Regions from separate parts of the Homo sapiens genome. Here region 1 is linked to region 2. Evidence: chromatin loops called from intact Hi-C (ENCODE). Cell type or tissue: PC-3. All regions are shown on one strand. Links, peaks and the distances in the headings refer to the core of each region. The heading gives the core; the rest is flanking DNA. Region 1 holds the start of PAX9 (paired box 9). Region 2 has its middle 11 kb from the start of FOXA1.

Region 1 (8,867 bases), core at 585-8,584, 920 kb before region 2:
GATTTAATAAACAAACGTAACCATATCACATGGAGCTCCACACTGTCCTTCTGAAAGCAATTCCGCTGTTGAAAACTGAAAAATGGGTGTAATTTGCTTTCAGAAAGTAATGTTAGGGTCACGGCAATTTCTCGGGCCGTTATTTATTTTTACTTTAAAGTCTTTAGGAAAGATTTGCTTATATGCTCGGAAAACTTCCAAATGCGCGAATACCAGCAATCCCGCTCGCCTTCAACGCGTGGGGTAAGGGGGGGTGGGGAACAATTACTGAGTGACGCTAATATGGGGAAACTGAAAAGAAATGTCGATTGTTTTTATTGTAATAGAAGGAGTGAGCAAACAGAAAAACCAACCCCGGGTGATCGGAAACAGGCAGGCGGAGAATTAAAAGCGGGTTTCAGACAGCAACAGGCCCCTCCCCTGCTCTCGCAAGGAGAAAGCGGGCGACGAGCGCTCGCAGCCCGTGGGGCTGATCCCACCTCCCGCAGGGCTCCGGTCGTGTCGCTGTCGGACCGCAGAACGCCGGGACGCATTTCCGAGCTCGGGCCCGACCCAACCCGCTGCCATTCTAGCTACCTAGTGGAGCCGCGGAGAGACTCTTGAACCGTGAGGCTCCTTGATGAGAAGGTGGAGAGGCTGCCGGGCTATTCTCCGAGCATCTTCCGGCCGAGCTCTGCTCCTCTCCGTGCGCTTGCGGCTTCTCCTTGGGCTAGCGCGTCCGCAGTCCCTCCAAGTCCAGGCCGCAGGTCAGTGTGCGGGCGCCTCCTGTCCTCCTCTCCCACCAGAGGACCCCTGAGGGCTGTCTCCATCCCCAATCCCCGCGACTGCTCCTTTTAGCCGCCATCCCCTCCCGCAGCGCAGATCCTGCAGGGGCCAGCGGTCCAGGGCGGACCCTCCCTCGCCCTGGGCGCGGGGCGAGCTTCTGGCTGTCACTTGCCGCTGCAGTTTCAGGGAAACTCAGCTGGCCGCTTACCCTGCAAGACGGGGACATAGCAGAGGGCCGAGTTCTGGAGAAGCTGGGCTTGTTTTTCTCTCTGCACCGCGCGCAATGCCCCAACTGACCCTGAAGGGTCTTGCCTTTACTGCATTTGCCCCCAGACGGCTAGAAGTCAATGCACTATGAAAATCCCAGTCCCGGACCTCGGACTCTGGCTGTCTTACAATCCCTGCAACTCCTCCGAGTGGACAAGAGGCGGGCACCGTCGCCTGGGCCTCGCTTGGGGGGGGGGGGTCCTGTCCCCAGCAGGGGGCAAGTTGGAGGAATCAGCTCCTTAATATTTTCTGCTAGCTCTGCTTGTCATAACTGCAACTCGGAATAGAACAACCTCTCTCCCGTGCATACGCACCCCCAACTCTCGCCCTATCCTCCCATCCACAGTCATCACTGACCTGTAGACCCGGAGGAGCAGGCTTCCGGGGGTCGGTCCAGGTTGGGGATACAGGGAGGGGTCCTCGCGTTCCGCACAACCTGTAGTGCTTGGGTCTGACTTCGGCAGCCCTCGGGTACAGTCTGCCGGGCTAGATTCCCGTTGCTTCTCCGCGTCTCTCCGCGGGCCGCTCTAGCGCCGGGAAGGGGGCGCCGCAGGTGACTGCCCGCGGCACTGGGACGGCTGACAGATTTATGGAGACTTCACAGCATCTGGCTGGGGTCCGCGAGGGCAGGGCGGAGTCCGGTCGATCCGATGCTGGGGTCTAAAGCTTCCCCAGCCACACGCCTGGGCCGAGTCGCCCCCAGAGTCCCCGGCCCCTGCTCCCCTTGGGCGGGTGTACACAAGGATCCGGCCAGCGCCGAGTGTACTGGTTCCTCCCACCCAGTGTAGCCCCCTCCTTCACACTCTCGGCCCGGCTTCCAGTCTCCCACTGAGTAAATATTTATCCAGAGAGCGAGTCGCCCCTCGGAGGAGGCCTCGACGCGGCTAGGGAAAGGCTTTTTGGCTTCTCCCTGGCCTGAGCCAGCTGCAGGCCTTACTGGTGTTTTGGTTTTGGTCTTAAATTTCTCCTTTTAGTCGAAATTCTTCCGATCTCTTTGAGATCTTCTGAGTCCAGAGTGAGCAGTGTAACCAGGCGGCAGACTCCAGCTGACCCTTGTTCTTGTTCTAGGTCCTGCATCCTTACATTCATCGGGACTGACCAGACCTTAGTGTTCTCTCTTTTCCTTCCTTCATCCTCTTTCTCTGCCTCAGATCCGTCGTCTCTCGGTCGGTCTCAGCGGGTCGCTGACTACCTCGCCCTAGCACTCGGTCCGCGCCCCGGGAAGGCTTCAGCATCACCCTCTTCTGCTGGGATCCCGCTGACCCTGTCTGCAGCTTCGGCTTCTCTTGCTCCCAGAGCGGGGTCTTCGGCTTGCCGCGGATACTTAGTGGCCCAAAACACCTAAAATTGACTCTTCCTGCGCTCTTGAGAATGCCAAGAGCACCCAGTACCTGCAACCGCCGGCATGAGTGGGGCCTGCGGGGAGCCGCCAGAGCTGCGGACAGGCCCCCTGCCCACTGAGTTGCTACCCCTGGCACGCCCAGGGGATCCGCAGCAGCTGAGGCCACATGGTCACAGCCAAGTTCAGCAGGTGGAAAGGGAGAGATGGCATTGAACCTATGTGAGAACTGGGAAGATGTGTGGCAGCTGAAGGAGTTGGTAGGAACAAGAGGGAGTTGTATGTTACCTCCATATAACCAGAGCTCTAAACCATATCAGTTTCTGAACCAGTCTAGGCTGGTGCTGCAGAACTGCTAAAGCTCTCGCAGAGTCCCCAGACCCCCCGCGGGACATGAGGTCTTGCCTGTTCGTATGCGAACATCCTTGTACCCGCCTAGCAGCCCTGCAGACTGCAAATTTTCCCTGGGTGCACGGAAGTAGAGCAGATTTGGCGCAGAGGTCGATACTCACTGCCTGTCTGTGAGGGGGGAGGAGGATTCCTTCCTGGTCAAGTTGCCGGGCATGTTCATTCCCTCCCGCAAGCCTAAGGCAGAGTCATAAGCTCCCCTACGATGCGGCAAAGTCTCAACTAATTTATCTACCAGCCTTAAGAAGGAGCTGCTGCTTCTAAAATCTTTAGATTTCCGAAGGCTCTCCTTGTGTAAAAATGCCAGGCGGTGCCACACGATGTCACCCAACAGGTATTGGAGGTCAGACCAGGCTGAAATTGCTATCAAGTCAAACTTCAAGAAGATTTTAAACATTTGAAACCAACCAACAAAAAGGGACAAGTTCAAGTATGTCTAGTTGTGGGATTTCCCCCAAGATTCCGATTCTAAAGAGTGGTGTTTTAGTTCATCTTTACCTTTCACATCCTCCATTCTGTTAGGTAATTTTGAATTTAGAGTGCATCCTAACCATAGAAGTGGGAATCTGGAGATCTGTTCCTTTGCAGAAGCATGGCTGATCATAGTTTTTTCCTGGGTTCTTGCAACTTACTGACCTGAGATCTGGGACCAGTCAGCTTCTCTGGGTGTAGACCGCAGCCACACACATCCCTGGGGACTGTTGGGGAAGCAGCCTGAATCCTGTGTGCACAAGGAGCCTTCTGGATTGTCAAGTAGCAGTAACAGAGTTCACGACCCCAAGCAGTACAAACTCCCAAATTCACGAAAATATTTCTCTTCTTGTTTATTATTTTGATTCACATTCTCCACAACCCTAACTGCAAATATTAATAACTTTGGCTGCAAAAAAGCATACGGTACACTTTAGATTAGACTTACAGTGAATAAAAGTGAAAATTCAGAAGTAGGCAGAACGACAGGGCCTCTGGAGCTTAATGGAAGACGAGGGAATTACATCCATGTGCAGCGTCGGTGTCCACTGTCTTGGGACTAAGTCTCTTTCATATTTAAACAAAACTCTTTCGAGAGGGCTCGCTGGTTTGGAGAACCCTCACAAACGCTGCCACCGAGGGCCAGGGGCCCAGGACAGTGGCTGAATGTGGCAGAGCCTTGGGCTCCGTAGTGAGTGCCCCACGCACTGGCAATTGGTCGACTTGGGGCTGTGCGCTAGCGTTAGCCGCCTGTGGTTCAGTTCCCCGCACACGGCGTGGCCCGTGCCTCGAGCCTGTGTGGCTAGTGGTTGGCCGGTCCACCTGGACTGGGGGGTCGCCGCAGGAAGCTGGCGGTAGGAGGAACCTCCCTGGCCTTAACAGTGGCCCCCACCTGTGGCTCGGGCTCCCCGCAACCTCCTGGTTTCTTTGGCCGGCCTATCTTCTCACACCTGCGCTCTCGCCACCTGGCATGGACTGAAGTGAGGTAGAATCGGCAGGTGACACAGATCCTCTCCTGACAGTCCCCAGAGGCCCGCATGACAGATTTTGCTAAGACAACTCCCTCACCCCTGTGCACGGTGGCGCCCGCCTCCCACCTATAGCCTTAACTTCAATTCTGAGATGTCCATCGTTCCCCGGAGGAGGTCTCCTCGGGCCCCTTCTCCCTTCGAGTCATTCACATTCAGACCAAACGCTTTCATTTGTTTATTCAGCATTTTACCAGCCTGATTTTGCTGTCTTTTTGTGCCGCTTCTGGGAAGATGTCAAACACCCATTTTCATTGTATTTAGTCACCCAGGTGGGGAGCTAGCCTGAAAGAGACAGCGGAAGGAGTTTCCTGGACTGCGCTGTCGCTCACCGACCCGCACCAATCACCATGCAGCTTGCCCTCGGACCCGCCCCTTTTAGGGCGTGTCCCCAGTGAGTGATAGACGGAGCCGCCCTGCCCTGCTCAGCCCAGCCCACGTTGCTGCTTAGATTGAAATGCAGAACTCAAGCCTCTTTCATCGGGGCACAGACTTCCTTTTACTTCTTCCTTTTGCCCTCTCGCCTCCTCCTCCTGGGAAGAAGCGGAGGCGCCGGCGGTCGGCCGGGATAGCAACAGGCCGGGCCACTGAGGCGGTGCGGAAAGTTTCTGTCTGGGAGTGCGGAACTGGGGCCGGGTTGGTGTACTGCTCGGAGCAATGGGTGAGTGGCGGCGGGGGACTCTGTCAGAGCCGGGAAGGGAGGGAGGGAGCGAGCGGGCAAGGGAGGGAGGGAGGGAGGGAGCGCGAGGGCGCGCGCCACTAGGCGCTCACATTCTCTATTGACTTTGCTCGTGTTCCTACAAGTTGTAGGAACACGCTAAGGGTCAGCGGCGCACAGCAGTTCAATGTGAACGCTGGCTACTGGGTGGCTGTTGATGCCATTTTCTGATTTTAAGAGAAGGGAGCTGTGGCATCAGCGAGCCCCTCAGCCCGAGTAGCAAACCAAGTTTTGTTTCACACGCGCGCACACATGCAAACAAAACAGGAAAAGAAAAGAAAAGAAAACAAACAACAACAAATAAAACACCCTCTAGCTTCCCCTAGACTTTGTTTAACTGGCCGGGTCTCCAGAAGGAACGCTGGGGATGGGATGGGTGGAGAGAGGGAGCGGCTCAAGGACTTTAGTGAGGAGCAGGCGAGAAGGAGCACGTTCAGGCGTCAAGACCGATTTCTCCCCCTGCTTCGGGAGACTTTTGAACGCTCGGAGAGGCCCGGCATCTCACCACTTTACTTGGCCGTAGGGGCCTCCGGCACGGCAGGAATGAGGGAGGGGGTCCGATTGGACAGTGACGGTTTGGGGCCGTTCGGCTATGTTCAGGGACCATATGGTTTGGGGACAGCCCCAGTAGTTAGTAGGGGACGGGTGCGTTCGCCCAGTCCCCGGATGCGTAGGGAGGCCCAGTGGCAGGCAGCTGTCCCAAGCAGCGGGTGCGCGTCCCTGCGCGCTGTGTGTTCATTTTGCAGAGCCAGCCTTCGGGGAGGTGAACCAGCTGGGAGGAGTGTTCGTGAACGGGAGGCCGCTGCCCAACGCCATCCGGCTTCGCATCGTGGAACTGGCCCAACTGGGCATCCGACCGTGTGACATCAGCCGCCAGCTACGGGTCTCGCACGGCTGCGTCAGCAAGATCCTGGCGCGATACAACGAGACGGGCTCGATCTTGCCAGGAGCCATCGGGGGCAGCAAGCCCCGGGTCACTACCCCCACCGTGGTGAAACACATCCGGACCTACAAGCAGAGAGACCCCGGCATCTTCGCCTGGGAGATCCGGGACCGCCTGCTGGCGGACGGCGTGTGCGACAAGTACAATGTGCCCTCCGTGAGCTCCATCAGCCGCATTCTGCGCAACAAGATCGGCAACTTGGCCCAGCAGGGTCATTACGACTCATACAAGCAGCACCAGCCGACGCCGCAGCCAGCGCTGCCCTACAACCACATCTACTCGTACCCCAGCCCTATCACGGCGGCGGCCGCCAAGGTGCCCACGCCACCCGGGGTGCCTGCCATCCCCGGTTCGGTGGCCATGCCGCGCACCTGGCCCTCCTCGCACTCCGTCACCGACATCCTGGGCATCCGCTCCATCACCGACCAAGGTAGGGGCTCAGAGGCTGGGCGTGTGGATGTGCAGCGTCTGCCCCCGCACTCTCGCGGAGGTCCCAGTATCTGCAGCCTCAGGGACACTGTCTTTCCCACCACCTGAGGCTTTTTCCTTTGGAAACGTAAGGAGTCTTCCTAGGGGGTGTTCTGATCTCATTAACTTGAAACTCATGCCCCTGGTTTCCTTGCCACACACAGTCTTCTGCCTCATCTCAAACTACCAGACCCATAACATCCCCCCATCCCCAACACATGGTTCGCATTTTCCACCCTCCCCCGCCTCTCGCGCCGAGGCAGCCTCAGCCCGGCTTGCTCACTTGGAGAGTGCGGCCGGGGCTGGACTTGGGGCGCAGCCCGGGAGGCCCGAGCCTGCTTGGGGCTGCCGGCTGCAGACTCCGCTGTGGGCAGAGCAGCTTGCTTGGGGATCACTACGGCCGGGAGAAGTCTGGCCGGGAGGAGTCCAGCACGCCTTGGAAATTGAAGTATTCTCCGATTCTGGTAATCAGGCCAAATTTGCTCAGGCAGGAAGTTCAAATGTCACCTAATTGGTTTCGTTCTTATGCTTCACTTCATTTTCCTCGGAAATGGAGGTCCCGAAGTTACTACTAGTAACTTGCATGTAACTCATTCCCAGACGAAGTCATATTCACATTCTCTCTCTCTCTCTTTCTCTCTCCATTCACTTTCTAACTTAACAGACTTCACTGTATATATCTTAGGAAGGGAAGTGGCATCAGCCACTGCAGTGATGGAGATAAAATGCAGGCAATTCCATGCTGTCCTTTTACTGTTCTTTTCAGTTTTCCCTGAGCCTGCCACTTTCCTTTGGGGTCCCCGGGTCCCCGGGTCCCCGAGAATGCAAGTGGATATCTATCTAGTTCCTGCATGTTTTAAGCAGTGCCACCCCACTGTTTCTTTCCTTTCTCACCCCTGACCTTGCCTAGTCCTAAGCGTCCTTTCTGCCTTGTCAGAAGGATTCCCCGAGCCCTCCTGCCCAGTCCGGCTTCCGCAGGAGACCTGAGTTTGTTTTCTTTTACTGAGTTTTTTTTTTTTTTTTTAAGGCGTTAACTTTTTTCTTGGTAGGGAGAAAAGAAAGTCTGAATGACCTAGATGCAGAATTTAAATAATGTGTAGATAGTCCACTTTCTTAATTTCTCAGCCTAAAGTTTTAAAAGTGTAGAGGAAAAATTAAATAGGAAAGGGGGAAATAGTTTCTTTAATTACTTCCTGCCTTTCTTGGTTGCCACCACATTGGCACAATTATCTTTTTAAGTAATTAAAGCAGGGCTCTGATTTCTCATCTTCTTGTTTTCTGACTGCAAGTTTACAAGAGCCCAGTTTTGTCTTATTTGGAGCTACTTGGAGCCATAGTTGGAGAGAGTTTGCCCTTGATTTATAGGATAAACTGACCTCACTGACATTTAAAGGAAGCCCCTGTTCATGGGAAAGTGTGAGATCAGCAGAAATGGGGGCTCACAGGGGGATCTCAATTTCTTAAGATAACTTCAAGCTTGTGCCCACCGACTGCCTTTTGTCTGGGAAGGCAAAGACAGACAGGCAGTTCTGGACCAAAACACAGTTTCCTGGTGCAAATGGGACTCAATCTAATTCTTGGGGGTGGTAGAGGAGGAGACATAGTGAAAAAAAAAAAAAAAAAAAAAGGCTGACAGAGTTTAAAAGAAAACTTTTCCTGCCTAGGGATCCTACCATCAGAGCAAATGTCAGTTGGGAAAGTATTGGAGAATGGAAAGGAGCAACTTTTCCTTTCAGATATTATTGTGATTTTGGATGCCAGCTTTAAACAACCCAGTTTGTGACACATTTGTGATTATAAAAATGATCATTTCTACAAAAATGCTCACTCTTTTAAAGCACTGTGTTAGATGGAAGTGTTTAAAATCAAGTTACAATGGCTTTGCCAAACCACTCCTCCACCCATAGGACCCAAAGACAAACATACATTGTTTGTAGCCTTCACATATCTCTTTGAAACTATACCTGGTCACTGAAAAATGCCAATAATTCAATATTCTCAACCCCAGGTATTATAGTAATTACTTTACACCATACAATTTTCTTTGCATCTCCACCAAGAACAGAAAGAATAACTGATGGCATTACACCTTAACACTTAATTTTACTTTCATTTTCTTAACCTATTTCATTTTCTCTTTCTTGTATATACATTTTTTAAACTCTTTCAGGAAAACCCTGCCACTAACACCCATGGCATGTATAGTGGTAATTGCAAGATTTATTTTTAAGTCATATGCACATATCACATATGTAATGTGTAGAGGTAGTGTATCAAGGGGAGCCCTATGCACACACAAAGCAGAAATCTGTGCATGTATATTTTGCACTGTATCGTGGGAATAATTTAGTTATTTGTTTGCAAAGGACAGTGCAGGTCTTTTTGTTCTCTATTGACATAAGTACCAGATCCCCACAGTGCAGTGAGCACCAGTGCAGGCACCCTTAGGTCAGACGCTCC
Region 2 (8,867 bases), core at 412-8,411:
GGAAGGAGTCTGTTATACTCTGGGAAAGTTAATTTGTGCTTAGTGTTAAAATCTCAGGTTATTCCACAAACAGCATCACCTGGTAACAACTGTAAGTGAACATAAGACTTTAAAATATGTGTTTACTACAAATCCTGAAAAAAAAAGCAGACCTTACTTTATTTAAGAAGGCTCTTTGGATATTTTAAGGTAGTAATCATTGTACAGGGAATTAAATAAAACTCAACACTGTCACTTGCTATATCATATGAATCATCAAGAATTGGATAGAACTTTCCCCTCTCAATACCCCGTAGCAAACTGGAAGAAAGCTGATATCTGTGCAATCTTGTATTCAATGGATGTATATAAATTATACTATTATTACACAACTTCTCAATGTCACTCTTTGACTCATCAGAGACCTTACAGTCTTTCATTTTGCTTACAATTCCCATTCTCCTTGTTCACCTATTCTATTTTATAAGATGAGATAGGTGAATGGAATGCAGTGGAGATCATTTCTCAATATTTCTCATTTCCTCTCTCTCTGCTTACCTCACAGTCTGTTCTTGCTATGGTTATACTTCTAAAGTGAATTATCTGTCAAACTAAAGGAGCATTTCCTTCCGAATTGCCTGACTCAGTGGAAATGCTGAAGTGTAAAAGACAGGTGCAGACTCAAGGGTTAAGCCTAGGCCTGGCTTTTCACTGTCCAGAGGGCGGGCTACTCCTTTGGCGCATTGGGAGCCCAGAGTCTGGTTTTGAGTCTAGGATGCCAAATCATAATGCAGTGCTCCAGATCCAGCTTCTGAATCTCTGCAATTGAAATATAAAAGTTTTACTTCTCTTTGGAAGTTTTATAATGAACTGCCTTGGCCTATTTGCTGTTGAAAACTCTGACATAATATATTCCTGATAGGACACATGTAAACCTCTGGGTCACAAGGAACAAACACTCTGAAATCTCTCCAGTAAGAACAGTATTCTCAATGAACCAACTCCCAATTGGTTTCTAGTTTTTCTTTCTTTTAATTTAAGAATTTACCATATTTTAAGAAGTTGAGGTCCTGTAATGTCTTATCATAAATTATACTTAAAAGGCAAAGAGGCTTCATGACTTAGCATTTGGGTGACATCTCACAAATGGATCAAGTCTCACATTTATAATGCTGGTATCATTCAAAGGAATTTGGAGATTTAAATTTATTATTTCCCTCTCAGTATTAAGAATAGAAAATCAAATGCTTAATACATATTAAAGGAAGTTTCCCACCTGGGCACTTTATTTGGATCAATCTTATGTAGGAACTAAATAAAGTAAGTGTGTATAGACTGGCTGAATAAATGAAGAGACAAGCATTCAGGTATCTGAAACAGGTTTGAGAGCTAATAAAAATGGATCCTCAAAGAGGCATATTTAAAATGCAAGACAATTTTACCTTAATAAATAACCAAGAAAATACTCAGTTGGCAAAATGTTTTGCACCATGAATATAATTTCTCCAAGAAACTCAGGAAGTGGAAGGGAGTCCTTCAATTCTTGACATTTAAATCTATTCAAACCATGGCTTGGGAATATTCTGAGGAGAATAATCTTTAAGATGAGTGAACTAGAAGACATAAAGAGTCTTTTCCATCACCATTTTCCGTGGCTTCATGATTCATGATTCAAGGCTGAAATGGGCATTGGGGTTGCACTTTAGAGAATACTGAATTTTCATTTCTGTTGAAATGCTTCACCTCTTCTTCCTTCCTAATTCTGTTCCATGGCCTAAGACATCTACATGAAAATAATAGTATCTTTTGTTTAGTAATTCATCCATCCTATGGGGCCCTGCTCACCTGAAGCCACATAATCCTTTATGTGTGCTCAGACACTAGATAAATTGTTTATGTGATAAAACACAGGCCTGTCCTCTATCTTCTGTGGTCAGGTAGACTATATGTCAGAACTAAAGCTTTTGTGGTGGTTGTTTTGAACATATTGTTATGCAGGGAATAGTTCTTACCCTGGGTCCTGAGTCCTCTGAAGTCCTCAAAATATCATAAAAATTAATTCTTAAATAGCTATACCTACATATAACTTATTCTGATTATACATATTATGTTAAACTCTTATTCAAATTGTTAATATGTAAAATCTAATTCATCTTTACCCTGTATAAACATCTTTCTCTTCCCAGTATTTCTAAGCATGTGACAATGAATATGCAAAGGAAGCGCAGCAGTCCACCAGGTGTGGGATATGTGTGGCACAATTCAAGACAAAGATTAAACCTCCACTTGATGTTGCAAAAGAGATTTTATAAAAGGTGACTGAAGTAAGTCACCACAATGTAAATGAACCAGCCACCAAGATTCAAACCTATTTTTAATAAGTTAATAAAAAATAGGCTAAGGGTCCAAAAGAGAATTCATTCATTTTTTGACAACCTGTAGAATCCAGAGTTTAAAACTCATCTAAAGAATAGAATTTCCCATACACTTCTTTATTAGACACTCAAAATATCTGCAAGGTAAATGTTTTACATCCTTTCTGAGGTAAATGAAAACTAAAAAGACTTCACAAAAGTCAATATATATTTTAATATAAATTACATTCAGGATGCTGCTCTATAAGACAAAGGGGAAGAAAGAAAGCCTGGAGCCAAGAACTGAAGTCTTTTAATCTTACGTACTGGAGAGGAACCCCCAGTGCTGAGGCCTAAACATTGAAGGTTGTAGTCAGAGTCAATGGGTTAAATTTGTAAAGGTTACTCTATGCTGAAGAGAATTAAATAATTAATCCCTGTATCTCCTGATGAAAATAATGCCTCTCTGAAAGTCAAATCTGAAACACTTCTCTCGGTTGACCTCAAATCAGCATATTACTCAATTTCTTGCTTCCTTGCTTTCAGGACAGTTGTATAGATAGGAAGTTCTTGTGGATGCTCCTCTAAGTCGCTATATCAATTTGTGTGAATATATATATATAGCTATCTACCTGTCTATATACCTCCTACAGCATGTGTGTGCTGGCTCTAATTCTCTGAAGAGAAAGGTGAAGAGTCCATTGCTTGGAGGTTGGGATAGTCATGACTCATTAGTGAGGAACGACCAATCCACAGTTACTACCGCAGAGCATTTCAATAAGTCTTCTGTTTGTTTAAAGTACTTTAAATTGTTATTATTATTATTATTTATCTGACTGAAATAAAACTTCAGTCCGAACTTTCCCCAGTAATGGGGGTGAAGAGGGGGAGTAAGGTTGTGTAGGAAGCATCTCAGTAATGCCTTGAACTGCAATTTAATAAGACAACAGGCTATGAAGTCTTCTTTGATCATGAGTCTGAGAAATTCAAAATATAATCTCTCTCTTTCCCTCTTCTCTCTCTCTCCCTCTCCCCCCTCTCCTCTCTCTCTCTCTCTCTCTCTCTGTCTCTCTCTCTCTCTCTCACACACACACACACACACACACACACACACACACACACGAGGTCAAGACCCGCAGTGTCTTAGTGGGTTTTCACCTCCACCTCCGTACAATCAAGAGGGCAGAGAAGGCGGGGGCTGGAGGTGGCTGAAAGGGCAGGGATGGCGGTGAAACCCGGGAGGAGGCGACATTCGTGTCAGGTGGCGGTCCCAGGCAGTGTCCACAGGCCCGGAAGCCGAGGGGACCAGGCATCAAGCCCCGCGTCCAGATCCCTGCACCCGGGGGCGGGACCTGGTGTCCCGCGGTCCCCGCCCAGGTTCCTGGGGCGCTTTTCCGCAATGGCTGGCGTGGAAGCGAGAGGGGGCCCAGTTTTTCCTTGCCAGGTTGCGGGTACAGCCAGCTCCGCGCCGGGGTTGGGCGGCGCGGCCGGGATGCTGAGAGCCCTGCGTGCTCAGCCAGGGGCGCAGGGCGGCCCTTCTGCCCAGCGCGCCCCGGGCACCAGGGATGGCTTCCCAGCTGGAGGCCGGGAGGGAGGAGAGTAAATACCCATTCTGCGGGGGCAGCCCTCGGGGGATGGTTGCGAAGGGAGAAACGAAAAATAAATCAGACAAGAGAGCCGTCCCGCCCCTCCTCGCCCGGTCCTGGCGGGCGGCGCCACTGGTCCTGCAGCCTCGGGCGTGCCCGCGCCCCCCCGAGCCCAGGGGGCGTCGCAGCGGGCCGGGCGGGCCAGGACTGCGCCTGTGTGCGGGTCCCCAGGAGCACTGCTCGCCTGCCAGCCCCGCCCGGCCGGGCCCCTCCGGCGGGATAGAGCCCTGCTTTGCTCTTTTCGTTGGCCAAGCACAATTGTGTTATTGGAGATAATGAATTCAATCCCCATCAAAGGGCATTAGGCTCGCCCGGGGCCTGGAGTTGCTGATGCCTTTTTTTTTTTTTTTTTCAAACCAGGAATGAAAGGCTGAGGGGAAAAAAAAATTCTCTGGGGGAGCCTTTCCCCTGATCGCTGCTTTTGAAGTGAAGGGGCCCGGGCATTGTTGTTCACCTCGCGGCCCATACGGCTGAAGAAAGCCTGGGCTTTTGATGGGCTGAGAACCGCCTCGGCAGTGAGCACTCCGTCGGGCCGCGCGGCCTGCGGGCAGCATATGTCTCGGGGCACCCGGGCACCGTCTGGCGGGTGGGGCCCAGGGCCCGGTGGGGAGGGGGTTCCGCCCGGGAGGCCGGGGCTGGAATGAGGCCGGCACCCGGCGGCGGGGACCTTTGGGCTTCAGGCCTCCGGCCAGGGATCTGCCGTTCCTCCCGCCCACCTGGCGTAGCGCAGGAGATCCACCTGTGTGGCTGATGAGTCCGACTGGGAGGCCGCACAATTCTTTGGGGGTGAGGGTGGGAAAAGCTGGCTTCTCCTTGAGGGCAAGGAGCGGGCTGGTCTTTATTTTTAAGCACTGGAACCCAGCATCTAAGGTAACTGGCTCAGCTAGAGATTAATGAGTCTGAGTCCGTGAAGGTGTGCACTCGTCAAGAGGCCTTCGTGCGACACGTAGTTAGGACTTTTCACCCGTGACTCCGCACATAGCGCAGCGCGGCGGAGCTCTCGGCCCGGGGTGGGGTAGTGGGGGCGGACACTTCGCTGCAGGAGCGCGGCCCGCTCCGCCAGAGGGGCAGTTTCTCCGGCGTCCGCGGCGTCTGGCTGCGCAGTTTGTGCCCAGGACCGAGCATTAGCATCAGGTCACCTTTTCTAAAACTTGTTTCAGGCATTTAAGTTTACTTTCAGTGCCCCCAATGTGAACTTTCCCCACCTCGATTCGCTCCCCCACTCCTGGTCCGCCCCAGGGCTCTTTGGCCCAAGGGTCAGCAACCAGAGCTGTTCGGTTCCCTTCCCTGCCCTCCCCATCTCCAACCCCCTCCTCCCCTCCGCTAAGGATCCGGGTTATCCGCCCCATTAATATATTAGCCAGGCATGACACAAAGGAAGCGCGTGTCAGCAGAAGGCGGTGTGACTCCTGGGAGAGGCGAGGAAACCTGGACGAGGCCCTGCGCTACAATACGGCTCATTGCGGCTTGAGCTCATGAATCGGCCTCCACCTGCGAAAAGCGGCGGAGGACGCAGCGGTAGTTGGCGCCCAGGGTTGAGCCGCTGTTGGGTTACGGGTGTATAGCTGGACTGCGGTAGTGAAGCACAAAGCCCCCAAGTGGGACCCAGAGCTAGGGGAACGTTCCAATAATATCCTAGTCACCTGAATCATGCAAAGAAATTCCGCTTTCCAGGAGCACGGGACTAGGAGGGCGCCTACTTCCTCCCTGGTGCATAATGGGCCCTTAAAATTAAATATACAAAGGATACAAACCGCCGCAGAGCTCCTTAAAGTCTTTTCATTAAATTGTTTGTGTTTTAAAACAATCTTTGGCGTAAGAGAGAGAAACCAGAAAACTGACCCGGGATATGAGCAGGCAAGCAAAAGAATAACAAATGTACTCCTTTTTAAAAGTGTGTGTGTGTTGGGGGGGGGGGCGGGGGGATTGGCTAAGGAGGTTTCCAATTTAATTCATTGTTCCCAATTTGCAGGCAATAGCAATGCTTTGGGGGGAATTTCCAGGTTGTTTTTTTCCTTGGTTTCAGAAATTAAATAAAGAGAAAAGAAAAAGCCCCTGATGTGTAATCTTGAAGGGGAGTTGAGAGACGTAAAAAGTTAAACCAAGGCAACCTCACACTTAAATTCTGAGTCAGGCCTGCCGTTGGTGTCACTGGCCTGGTTCTTGATTTCGCCAGTGACTTGACCCGCATTCCACCTGGATTCTGATGTATTCGAGCACGATTCTACTTAAGCCCTTTCCTTCCTGGATTTTGAGGGAGAATATCTTGCCTCTGTCCTTTAGGTTGACTGGAACATAGAGAACCCCAAAAGATCACGGAGTGGCACCCAGAAAAAGGAGGGCTCCTTATTTCCCGGGACTGCAAGGGGGAGGAGTGCTCACTCTCACCATGTGCTTTGCTCTTACACTGTAGTCACAGCTAACATAATTGGAGAAATAAGGAAGTTAAATAGAAAAAGAAAGGTGGCAAGTGAGGATTTCCCCCTTGTCAGGTGTTTTAAAATGTTTATAACAGGAAAATTCATGCATTTTACAAGTTAAAATTGAATGGCATGGGTATTTTCCAGCCCCAGATTGCTTGGTAAAATGATGGTGGAGAACAAAAAGGTGAGGGCTGCAGTCCTAGCTGGCCAAAGTTCAAAGAACCATGCTGGGCTGGGGCTAAAAGAAAAACCAATGGAATTATTATGCCCCCAAACTTAGCTATTTGGAAGAAAAAACACAAGATTTAAGGTAATCTGTTGTTAAATGTTATTTGGATACACTAACATCGTGCATGAAAATAAAACTTGTGTAAGTGGCTACTTTAAGAAACGCTTTACCTTTCCAAATCAATTCTATTTATAAACAGGAAGATTGTGAAATATTCATGTTTTTTTCATTTCATTTTCTTACATTCTTACTCTCATGAGAATCTATTGATTCTAACGATTCTTTCAGTTTGAGAAAATTTTGTTTTTAAATTTCAGCATAATTTGATTACCTATTTAGTTCTAGATATCTTTAAAACAATCATCTTTTTGCATATAACTATCTTGGAGTAATTAGGCATGCTCTTAACTCCATTTAGTTGCAAAACACACTTTATTACAATTCAAATAAACAATTGGTATTTAATTTTTGAAGGCAAAATATTTCCTACAAAGGTATAAAATGTCTACTAACTTATTTAAGCTATTTTATTTTTCAACGAATTTTTTCCTGTTGACATTGAGGGATCACATTAAAATACATTATAGCTAAATGTTCTACAATATTACTGCTAAATCAACAGAAAACCAATTGATCTTGAGGAAAGGTTAATTAATTTGGGTGACAGGTCTTCTACTTTGGCCAGCATTGGAAGGAATTTGTATTGATCTCGGCAGTTTTTTGCAAAGAAACTTAAGCATGTTTGTGGAATTGAGACCAATTTTTTAAAATGCCAAAACAAGGGCTTACATTTTTATCACTTCAGGACTTCTTTTCTGTTATGGCTCGTTCAAATCTGTTAGACTTCTAAGAAATATAATGTTTTTATGCTTTCAGTGAAATCAATTAGGTATCTAGCCTTCAGAAAATGAAAACAGAGGTTGGGAGCTTTACTAGGATCTTGTTTGTTTTAATCCCTCCTTCCCTAATAATTCTCATCAGTTTATCCTGTATGAGGGGGATCACAAAGGGACAATGGAAATTAAATTTTGCCTTTGATGTAAACACTGTATTAGCCATCATGTAGAAAATGGACGGAACTGCCTTCTACTTCCGAACACCTGTGAGTTGTTTAGTTTTTGCTGAATAGAACTGGTGAGCTTTTCTTCTTCCCTATCTTTGGTTCTGTTTTTGTCACCTTAAAAATGTTTCATACCTGCCCTTCCTAAATGCAAGGTGAGAGTAACAATTGCAGCTCCCCTCCCCTGTCCTATGCTCACTCCCAAAACATTTGTTTTTTTCTTTTTTGTAAAAATGTTTGCTCGGTAGCGTTGGTGGGTCCGAGCGCCACCGGAGCTGTACACTTGGGTCAGGAGGAAGGCTTTCCCTCCTCGCCCCTCTTCGCCCCCTCCCTCCCCTCCCCGGGGACCCCTCCCCCATCTCGGGCGAAATTCCTAAGACCAGCGAGCAGGAGCACCGCGGCGGGACGGTCAGCAGCCCCTTTCCGGCCCTGGTCTTCGGGAGCTGGCGAGGTGAAGAAATGTGGAAACACCCAGACGAAAAGGGGATGGGGTGGGGGTCGCAGGAAGGCGGCGCCCTCAGGCAGGGTCTCCGCACTCCCTCGGAACCACAGATGTTTTCTTCCTGACCCAGGGGCGCGGCGCCCCAGCCCGGGCGCCCGGGTGTTTGTGTGTCCGGGTTTCCGAGGAAGGGATTACGCAGCGGGAGCAGCCGCGGCAACGCGGGCCGCCGGGGCCGCAGGAGCCGTAACGAGGCGGCTGGCCTTCTTTGTTGACTTTTAGGTCCCGGGCTCAACAGGAGATTTATTCGCTAGGAAGGGAAAATGCCCAAACAATGAAGAACTATCTGCACTTGTCACCTCGAGACGCTTGCTGTCCTGCTCTGTCCGCCTTCCCTGGCAACCAGCTGTCCTGGCCGCCAACCCGCGCGCGTCCTAACGCGCGGGTGGCAGGTCGCATCACCCAGAGGTGGCGGAGTGTGCGGTCTGAGAACTGCGAGAAGCCCACAAAGCAGGGGCTGGGCCTGCAGGCTCCCCGCGGTCCAGCTCCCGAGGCAGGTCTCCAAAGTGCCCCCGTCCCCCGCATAACTAGAAAATGTCTCCGGCAAGTAACAGAGCGAGAGCTAAGGCCAACTTAAGCTTGGTGGGGTGAAGGCAAGGCGCTGATGTTTCTAATACGTTGAAAAGGAGAAAGGGAACATCACAGAGAGGACAGCACAGAAGTTAAACATCTTAGAT

The links. Hi-C counts contacts between places; a loop is a spot of excess contacts. Peaks named below come from ENCODE experiments on the same cell type or tissue, not always from the same donor. Only the 100,000 strongest peaks of a DNase experiment are listed, where the experiment ranks them.
Region 1: a loop joins it to region 2, with 21 times the contacts of the local background. A loop is called at or near these places in 11 of 110 quality-filtered maps.

Annotation. Positions count from the first base shown.
Region 1 is chr14:36,657,155-36,666,021 of GRCh38, forward strand. PAX9 (paired box 9) reads left to right here and starts at 4,706. Exons shown (of 4, transcript NM_001372076.1): 1 at 4,706-4,939; 2 at 5,743-6,369. The coding sequence starts at 4,936. LOC105370455 (a long non-coding RNA gene) reads right to left here and starts at 1,595. Exons shown (of 2, transcript XR_943758.3): 1 at 1,390-1,595. RefSeq lists a promoter at 3,440-4,637, a cis regulatory region at 3,897-4,409 and enhancers at 5,174-5,685, 5,686-6,195, 6,196-6,706. In PC-3, for the core only: no CTCF peak of the experiment used is centred there; DNase peaks (open chromatin) are centred at 4,667 and 5,827; H3K4me3 peaks cover 5,224 bases; H3K27ac peaks cover 4,012 bases.
Region 2 is chr14:37,579,882-37,588,748 of GRCh38, forward strand. No RefSeq gene overlaps it. Among named protein-coding and RNA genes, the nearest start is that of FOXA1, 11 kb to the right of the region's middle. RefSeq lists an enhancer at 8,018-8,858. In PC-3, for the core only: no CTCF peak of the experiment used is centred there; DNase peaks (open chromatin) are centred at 480, 3,050, 5,340, 6,150 and 3 weaker places; H3K4me3 peaks cover 5,297 bases; H3K27ac peaks cover 7,935 bases.